Regions from separate parts of the Homo sapiens genome. Here regions 1 and 2 are each linked to region 3. Evidence: chromatin contacts called from ENCODE Hi-C or POLR2A ChIA-PET data. All regions are on one chromosome and are shown on one strand. Each heading gives the region's core, a stretch centred on a gene start or an enhancer-like site at or near the end of the contact. The rest is flanking DNA. Distances are from core to core; before and after follow the strand shown.

Evidence for each region. A loop is a pair of places that touch in the nucleus more often than their neighbours do. ChIA-PET counts read pairs that join two places held with the same protein, here RNA polymerase II (POLR2A). Pooled maps may share reads with other maps.
Region 1: a loop to region 3 is called in a map of natural killer cell, with 5 times the contacts of the local background. The contact joins the promoter of HIVEP2 here to the enhancer-like site in region 3. A Hi-C loop is called at or near these places in 1 of 168 maps with a recorded cell type or tissue (natural killer cell), 5 of 37 single-sample maps with no recorded cell type and 14 of 50 pooled maps.
Region 2: a map with no recorded cell type shows a loop between it and region 3 (4-fold over the local background). The contact joins two enhancer-like sites. A Hi-C loop is called at or near these places in 2 of 37 single-sample maps with no recorded cell type and 1 of 50 pooled maps. POLR2A ChIA-PET finds 5 or more read pairs at or near these places in 2 of 52 experiments (activated T-cell and naive thymus-derived CD4-positive, alpha-beta T cell).

The regions. Positions count from the first base shown.
Region 1 is chr6:142,943,791-142,946,490 of GRCh38, reverse strand. It overlaps HIVEP2 (HIVEP zinc finger 2), which reads left to right and starts at 1,315. Exons shown (of 10, transcript NM_006734.4): 1 at 1,315-1,392. HIVEP2-DT (HIVEP2 divergent transcript) reads right to left here and starts at 2. Exons shown (of 3, transcript XR_001744397.3): 1 at 1-2. RefSeq lists silencers at 1-35, 86-715, 946-1,175, 1,376-1,475, 1,616-1,685.
Region 2 is chr6:142,818,377-142,821,076 of GRCh38, reverse strand. The region is part of intron 2 of HIVEP2 (HIVEP zinc finger 2); the gene reads left to right. Among named protein-coding and RNA genes, the nearest start is that of HIVEP2, 130 kb to the left of the region's middle. RefSeq lists an enhancer at 902-1,371. Within about 2 kb of position 1,341, at least 10 of the 41 ENCODE cell types and tissues checked have a DNase peak (open chromatin) inside an H3K27ac peak, as active enhancers do.
Region 3 is chr6:144,348,636-144,351,335 of GRCh38, reverse strand. The region is part of intron 2 of UTRN (utrophin); the gene reads right to left. Among named protein-coding and RNA genes, the nearest start is that of SNORA98, 56 kb to the left of the region's middle. RefSeq lists an enhancer at 2,048-2,157. Within about 2 kb of position 1,340, at least 16 of the 41 ENCODE cell types and tissues checked have a DNase peak (open chromatin) inside an H3K27ac peak, as active enhancers do; they include natural killer cell, where a contact is called at or near this core.

The sequences.
Region 1 (2,700 bases), core at 66-2,565, 1.4 Mb after region 3:
CTGGTTTTTCTGGTTCAGCCTCCCTCCCTGGGACGCGCTGGGGGATCCGATGACGTCGTTGGCTGAGTCTCTCCCTCTTCCTCCCTCCCTCCCTCCGCCTCTCCCCCCGTCCGCCCTCGCCGCGCACTCCTCCTAGTAACTTCTGTTCGGGGAGGCGCTGCCAGGAATAACCCGGTGCGTCCACAGCCCGGGAGGGGAGGCGGCCGCTGCGGCTCCCGCACGCAGACAGCTGCGGCCCGGGCCTCGCGGCTCCCGCCTGAGCCCGGCGGCCCCTGCCCCGGGCCCATCTCCGTACAGTGTCAGAAAAATAAATAAAGGCAAGAGGAGCCTGGGCTGGCGGTCGGGATCTTTTCCCTCCCTCCGCGCCCGCCCTCCCTCTGTCCTTAAGGAAATGCTACCAGACACCCCCCACCAGACACGCTCAGCCTTGGCGAGGAGCGGCCGCCGCGGCAGCGAGAACAAGGGCACCAGGGGGGTTTCCTCCCCCTCCTCCTCTCCCTCCTCCTCCCCGTCCTCCTTCTCCTCCTCCTCAGCGGTGACTTTCCAGGTGAGCGGCCGCCGCGGCTGCGAGGATCCCCCTCGCCCGCTGGGGCTCGGGCCGCCGCGTCGCGCCCTCCTCCCGCCCCTGTCACCCGGCGGCGGCCGGGAGCTGACAGCCGCCCGAGGGGCTCGCGGCCCGGAGGCGGGCGGCCGGCGGGAGGCGGGCTGGAGGTGAGGGGGTGGAGAGGAGGAGAGCGGGGCGCCGCCGAGCGCCGTCGTTCCCCGCAGGAGGGTCTCCGCACAAACATCTTCGGTGACTGTGGCACAAGTCTTTGCCAAGTTGTGTCTTGGACCTTGACGCTCCACGGAGCCCAGAGCAACTTGGAGGGTCTCCCGGCTCGTTCACAGCGTTCCTCCACGTCTCGCGTCTGGGGTGCTGGGTGCAGCCTCGGGGTGCGCGGAGGGCGGACCGGCCACCGCGAGAGCGGAGCGGCGGGAATCTAGGTCCCTCCTCGGCTCGGTAAGTGGCCTGGACGCTGGGTTTTTCCTGCCTCCTTCGGCGCTGGGAGCTTGTTTCACTTTATATTGGAATCGCCGCCGCCGAACTCCGTCCCCCGCTCCCCGGCGTGTGCCCCCAGCCCCTTCCCGGTGGCCCGAGGGTGAGGGTCGGAGGGGGCGGGGATGGGGGAGACCGCGGGAGGGGTGTCGGGCGCGTGGGGAAATGCGGGGAATACCCTGGCCGCGGATCTATGCAGATGAGGGGAGGCTGCTTTGCGTAATGTCCTGGGGGGAGGGGGCCGCGCGGGAGCGCTGGAGGCAGGAATGTGCCTGCTTACTAATGAGCGACGTGCACCGGCGCGCACGGCCCGGCCACCGCTGCGGCTGCGGCGGCCGGCGGCGGCCCGTTGTCAGGTAGCGGGGGAGGGGGCCGCGGCGCGCGGCGCAGGCGGCCGGGCGGGCTGGCGGCGCGAGGCCCGGGCCGCCGGCCTGCGGCCGAGCGAGCGCAGCGAAGGCGCTGGCTCTGGGCATTTCAGTGACTCCCTTTACCTCCCGGGCAAGGAAGGAAGGAAGGAAGGAGCGAAGGAAGGAAGCGAGGAAGGAGGGGACTGTCTCGATGGAAGGTTCAGGCGGAGGCGCCCTCGCCTTGCGGGTGCACCGGCTGCAGAGCGGCTCTGGCCGCTGCCGGCTGGACCCGGGCGCGTGGAGACGGGTGGGGGCGGTTTGCATGCGTGTTTGTCTGTCCGTCTGGCGGGGGATCGGGAAGGGACATGTGTGTTTGGGCTGTGCACTGTGGGGAACTGGGTCTGCGCCTTTATGTCTGTTCCCTGAAGTGGGTGGAACGTTGGCCCGTTCCGGGAATGTTCCATGACGTGGTGCAGCCACAGGAAGGGGGTTAACGAGGGGCTCTCTGCCGCGGCGGCACTGCCGGCTGCTATCAAAGCAGATGTGCTGCTGCTGCTCCTCCTCCTCTTTCACCTCCTTTCACCCCCACCCCCCGCCTTTCCATTCTGTGCCTCTGGTACTGGTAGGGGTGAGACAGGAAAACATTGCTCTGGGTGTGTGCGTGTGTGTGTGTGTGTGTGGGTGTGTGGGGGAGGGGGTGCTGATGTGCATGTGTGGGGTCTGTCGTATTTGGTGGGGGGGGGGGGTGGACTCCAGATCCGCTCTGCTACCCCAGCTGTTATCACAGATCGGTGCGCTTTATACGCATGTGCCTCCCGCGTTCTGTCCCTCTTACATAACACATCCAGTGCAGCAGAGGACATGAGAAAATGCGACCCCAACCCTCCAAGCCCAAATTGGGTGAGGGGATAGAAGGTCAGGAAGCGTCCCTGGGTGTTGTCCTTCAGGGACTTGGTTCCCAGTGGGGGAAAGGAAGAAGGGAAGGAGGGTTTCTTCAAGTGGCTCCTCTCATCTCTGACTTAAAAGCATCTAACTAAAAAGGACTGCAGGCACTAGTCTTCCCTAACGGGAAAGCTTGTAACTAGCTACACCAAGGGAACGGGGGCACTTTAACCTCGGGAGTGCGGAGAAGAGAGAGGGTCCTTAATCAAGACACTTGGAGGAGAGAAGCAATAATGTGTGGGCGGCGGATGGGGGGCGCTGGGGATGACTTCGAGGAGACCAGAGGAATCTCTTGATAATAGGTTTCACTGGAGGCCTTAGGACACCTGTAATGGCTTAGCATTCACACAGGAAGTTGTGTGTGCAACTGACATT
Region 2 (2,700 bases), core at 92-2,591, 1.5 Mb after region 3:
CCATTTCAAGGACATGACAGTGCCTTGATCTTTGCTTTTGAAGCCTTCTTGTCAGCAACATTGGCAAGTACACCTTTGAAAATTTATATCTGAATTCTTGTGTTTTGAAAAAAAAAATGTTTGTTAGTGTTTCTCTTCTTGAACACTGGTTGATGCTTTGCCAACTAGTTAAAAGTCTGCAAATCTGAGTGCTGGCTGAGAAGCTAAGCTTGCTATAACTAGTTATCCCCAGATGGCCAGATTCTGTTATGTACCACTTTTATAGATGCTCAGTGGTTGCCTACATGGGGTTATGAGGTGTACTGTTCCACTTGTTTTTGCCAGGCATGCACAGTACATTATTTGATAGGCTGGGACAGATGGTATAGCTCAAATGAAAATGATGAGGGAGAAAAGAAAGTGAAAAAAAAATAGAAAAAGGGCATTTGATTTTCTAATTCACATTTCGGAAGTGAATTTTAGCGTCTGTGATTGACTAATAAATGCAGTGTTGCTGTAAGACTTGAATTCATGAACGTCTGTTTAAACAGCTATAACTGAGTAATCAGCAGGAAGCAACCTTTTCCTTCGTGGATGCTGTCCCAAACTTCATGGGGTCTCCTCCAGATCTGAAAATGTTTGGGCCATTGAAAGACATCAAAAATAGATCTGGATATTTCAGAGTATGATATACCACCACCAATACCAACCAAAACAGAAAAATCCCAATTATATTTTTAAACTGGAAGAGAGGGAGGGGAGGTGGTGAGGATACAGAGAGAGAGAGAGAGAGAGAGAGAAGAGAGAGCGAGCCTGGTAAAGTAGTGGTGATAAGGACAATTAATCAGTCTTCGTACAGCTGCTTCCTGACATTTCTGCAAATTGTTGTGGAAAAATTAATGAAGGTTAGATCAGTAATAGTTTCAAGCTTGGCCAGTGGAAAGTATGACAATGTTTCCATCAGCAATTAAATCGGGCTGCTTTCTTTTTTCTATAGGGGAAGTGGTATGATGTATGTTCCCCACAGGAAATGGAAAACGGCAGCTGAACTGTGTGTGAGCCCAGGTATGGAGGAGCATTTGGGAGTGCTCCAGCCGCCTCTCCTTGATTAGCACCACAGATTTGCATTTTTCTGCTGAAAGGATTTTGCTATACAACACGCCGAAATCCTTCCTTTAACAGAGAGTGAGAATCTTGGGATTTTATTGCACGGACATGGATGTACTGTGGATCTAAGCTTTGGGAGCCAGAAAGTGGAACTTATGACAAACAGAAAGTGAAACTCACCTATCTAATTTTATTTTTCAAGCTGAAGGTAGTTCAGTACAGGCCCTGTTCACATCCTGTGTAACCCTATGGGATTTTCCCCAGTATTAGTTAAAAATTTTCCCATAGGGTCACACAGGATGTGAATTAAAGTAAACACTTAACAAGCATGATGAAAAGGAAATTAGCTTTCTAAATGGTCCTTTCACTGTTAACATCCTGAATAGTTATTAGAAACATGGGAAAGGGTCACTTCGGTGTCTCCTTATCAAGTTGTTACCTTATAGTAGAATATATGAATCTTCTTCCCTGTTATATATGAAATGGATTTCCTTGTATGTGAAACTTAAATTTACAAAAGTATTTTTCCTTTTGGAAAACATTAAAAAGCTTAGCAGAAGTTTGTAGATTCTTGCTTCATAGCCTTTTCTGGGGTAGAGGTTTATAAACCCCTTTAAGATTCATAAAAGCTCCTGACTCTTTTCCCCAGGAAAATGCACATAGACACAACATTTTGCAACATTTTTGAAGTTTTGCATATCTCTTACATAGACCTTGAACCCCAAGCATTTTTCTTTTTTTCCCCTTTTTTCTTTTTTTAAAATTTGAGACAGGGTCTCACTCTGTTGCCCAGCCTGAAGAGCAGTGGAGTGATCATAGCTCATTGCATCCTGGGCTCAAGCAACCCTCCTGCCTCAGCCTCCCAAGTGGCTGGGACTACAGGTGCACACCACCATGCCCAGCTAATTTTTTCCTTCCTTCCTTCCCTCCTTCCCGCCCTCCCTCCCTCTCTCCCTTCTTCCCTGCCTCCCTTCTTTCCCTCCCTCCCTCCCTCCTTTCCTTTCTTCTGTCCTTCCTTCCTGACAGGTTCTTGCTATATTTCCCTGGCTGATCTTGAACTCCTGGCTTTAAGCAGTCCTCCTGTCTCGGCTGCCCAAAGTGTTGGGATTACAGGCTTGACCCACCTTGCCTGGTTCCTGGGCATTTTTTAATGGACTGGGTTTTAAAAGCTTTTTTTTTCTTTTCTTTTTCTTTTCTTTTTCTTTCTTTCTTTCTTTCTTTCTTTCTTTCTTTCTTTCTTTCTTTCTTTCTTTCTTTTCTTTCTTTCTTTTCTTTCTTTCTTTCTTTCTTTCTTTCTTGTCTCTCTCTCTTTCTTTTTTTTTTTGACAGAGTTTTACTCTGTCCCCCAGGCTAGAATGCAGTTGTGCAATCTTGACTCACTGCATCCTCCACCTCCTGGGTTCAAGAGATTCCCAGGCCTCACCCACCCAAGTAGCTGGGATTACAGGCATATGCCACCACGCCTGGCTAATTTTTTGTGGAGACGAAGCTTCATAATGTTGCCCAGGCTAGTCTTGAACTCCTGACCTCAAGTGATCCACCCGCTTTGGCCTCCCAAAGTGCTGGGATTACAGGCGTGAGCCACCGTGCCCGGCTTTAAAAGCGTTGTATGGG
Region 3 (2,700 bases), core at 91-2,590:
GCATACGGGGCCTCATTTAAACTAATGTCTTATCTTCACTTAGCATCTAAATGTATTTTTTCCTGTACTGACTTGAAATACTCTAACACAAACAGACACCATTTATTATAATCCTTCTTGCAATCTGTCAAGTTATGTTCAAAAAATTTTACAAAGATGTACCTTTAAAGACTGACAACAGCCCCAAAACAGGAGGCAGAATAGTTAGGGCTTAATTTTAAGCCTAACTCCACAGCATCTTTCTGCTAACTCCATGTTCCATAAAATATATAAAAAATGGTTTTTTTCATAAATAAATCTGGGACTTACCATCCATATGGAAATAATTTATCAGTATACGAAAATGTAATAAAATAGTGTATCTAAATAACTACTAGTCTCAGCACAGTTTGGGATGATGACGTCTTCCATATCAGCCAAAAAAAGAAAGAAAATACTATAGAATCTAAGTCCAAAGACTCAAACCTCTGTCCTAGATATCTGAAAATAATATCTATCTTTTAAGGTAGCAGTTAACCATTTTAGAACTCAAAAGAAATTCAAATAAGTCCTCCCAAATCTGCCATTTTGTAGGAATTTCCCTTGGAATCATTAAGAGTATAAAAGTCAGGGATCCAAGCAACAAAAGAAAATGAGCAATGCATGAAAAGCCAAATCACTGACGAATTTGTCCAAAGAGCCAATAAACATATGCAGAGAAGTTCAGTTCCACAAAAAAAGAAATGCAAGTTCAAACAACTATAGACTACATTTCATCTCTCTACATGTCATCTGTTGTAGATGACGATTTAACAGTAAAAGCATATTTGCCCCAGCAATTGCCCAAGTAAGCGAAGATACATGTACACAGGTAGTTTTTAATAATGTTTTAAGTGGGATGCCACTAAATCAGGATGGTTTCAATTTTGGTTCAAAAAAGAAAAGCCATGCTCACCCATAGAGGCATACATTTTTACATTCATAGAAAACAAGGGTAGCAGAAGAAACGAAACTATTAACAATGGTTTTGGAGAGAGGAAGGAAATGACAGTTTTCTACTTTGTAGAATTTTCATTTTGCATTACATTTTTTTTTTTTTTAGAAAACAGTCTGATTACTTAAGATATTTTAAAGGACATTTGAACTATATTACTAAAAATTAAATTTGGAGTCAAAAACGTATTTAAATGCTCCTTTTCCTTGAGAGCAACTCCACACAGAGGGCCACAGGAATTCCTGCCCAGCTCACAATCTAAGTTTCAATACTCTGCAGCTCAGACAGAAAGTTTGGCCTGTGTTCCTTTAGTCCTAGACTAAAATTTCACTTTAGCACAATGGTAGAACCTGGCTATGAGTCATCTTCCTCTGCAAAACAATGAAAGGTCTAGTTCAGTGGGAAAAAACGACTTCAGTTGCCAGTTCATTGAACTGTTCAAATTAAGGTCAAAATACTGGAGCAGGAGCGAGGGAGTCGCTGTGTCCAGATCCTATCTAACCCCACACCAGTCCCCTGAATGGCCCTCCAACCAAGTCTTGAATTTGCAAACGGTTAGAATAGGAAGCACCTGGTGCCCTCTAAGTAGGGGTCAGAGAACGCAAGTGAAAACATGAAACAGATCCAAATCCAGTTTCATGAGCATGCCTTTCAAGTAATGCCAAGGAAAAATATATCAAAAACATGATGGAGTGCACAGCTTCAGCTTAAATATATTTCAAGTACCATGATGAATATAATGTTTGATTTCCTACCCTAGACTCTACCTAAAAGAGCCCATTATCAACAGACTAGGTTTTTATAATTTTTACAGAATTTATTATTCCATTTATTTACCTGGAACTATTACTATAGCTTGCAAAGAACTTTAAAATGTGTAACATCATGAATCCTGACCACACTCTCCCGGGGCATCCTCCCTGGTTGGGAGATCCTGTGATCCTCCTGGTTGGGAGTCCCCTTCTCAGAGGTTCAGTGACTTACCCTGACGATGGCAGGGGTAATGGAAACCCAGATCTTGAGGGCCAAGTCTCATCCCTTAAAGAACTGCTCAGGGCCAGGCGCCGTGGCTCATGCCTGTAATCCCAGCACTTTGGGAGGCTGAGGCGGGCGGATCACGAGGTCAGGAGATCCAGACCATCCTGGCTAACACGGGGAAACCCCGTCTCTACTAAAAATACAAAAAATTAGCCGGGCGTGATGGCGGGCGCCTGTAGTCCCAGCTACTCGGAAGGCTGAGGCAGGAGAATGGCGTGAACCCGGGAGGAGGAGCTTGCAGTGAGCCGAGATCCCATCACGCGCTCCAGCCTGGGCGACAGAGCGAGACTCCGTCTCAAAACAAAAAAAAAAGAACTGCTCAGTACCATGTTAATCCCATTTCTCATTTTCTCCACCCAAGATTCTTTTCTTTTGTTTTTGTTTTTTTTTGAGATGGAGTTTCGCTCTTGTTGCCCAGGCTAGAGTGCAATGGCGCAACCTCTGCTCACCACAACCTCTGCCTCCTAGGTTCAAGCAATTCTCCTGCCTCAGCCTCCCTAGTAGCTGGGTTTACAGGCATGCGCCACTAGGCCCGGCTCATTTTGTATTTTTAATAGAGACAGGGTTTCTCCATGTTGGTCAGGCTGGTCTTGAACTCCCGACTTCAGGTGATCTGCCCGCCTCGGCCTCCCAAAGTGCTGGGATTACAGGCATGAGCCACCGCACCGGCCGATTCTTTTCTTTCACAT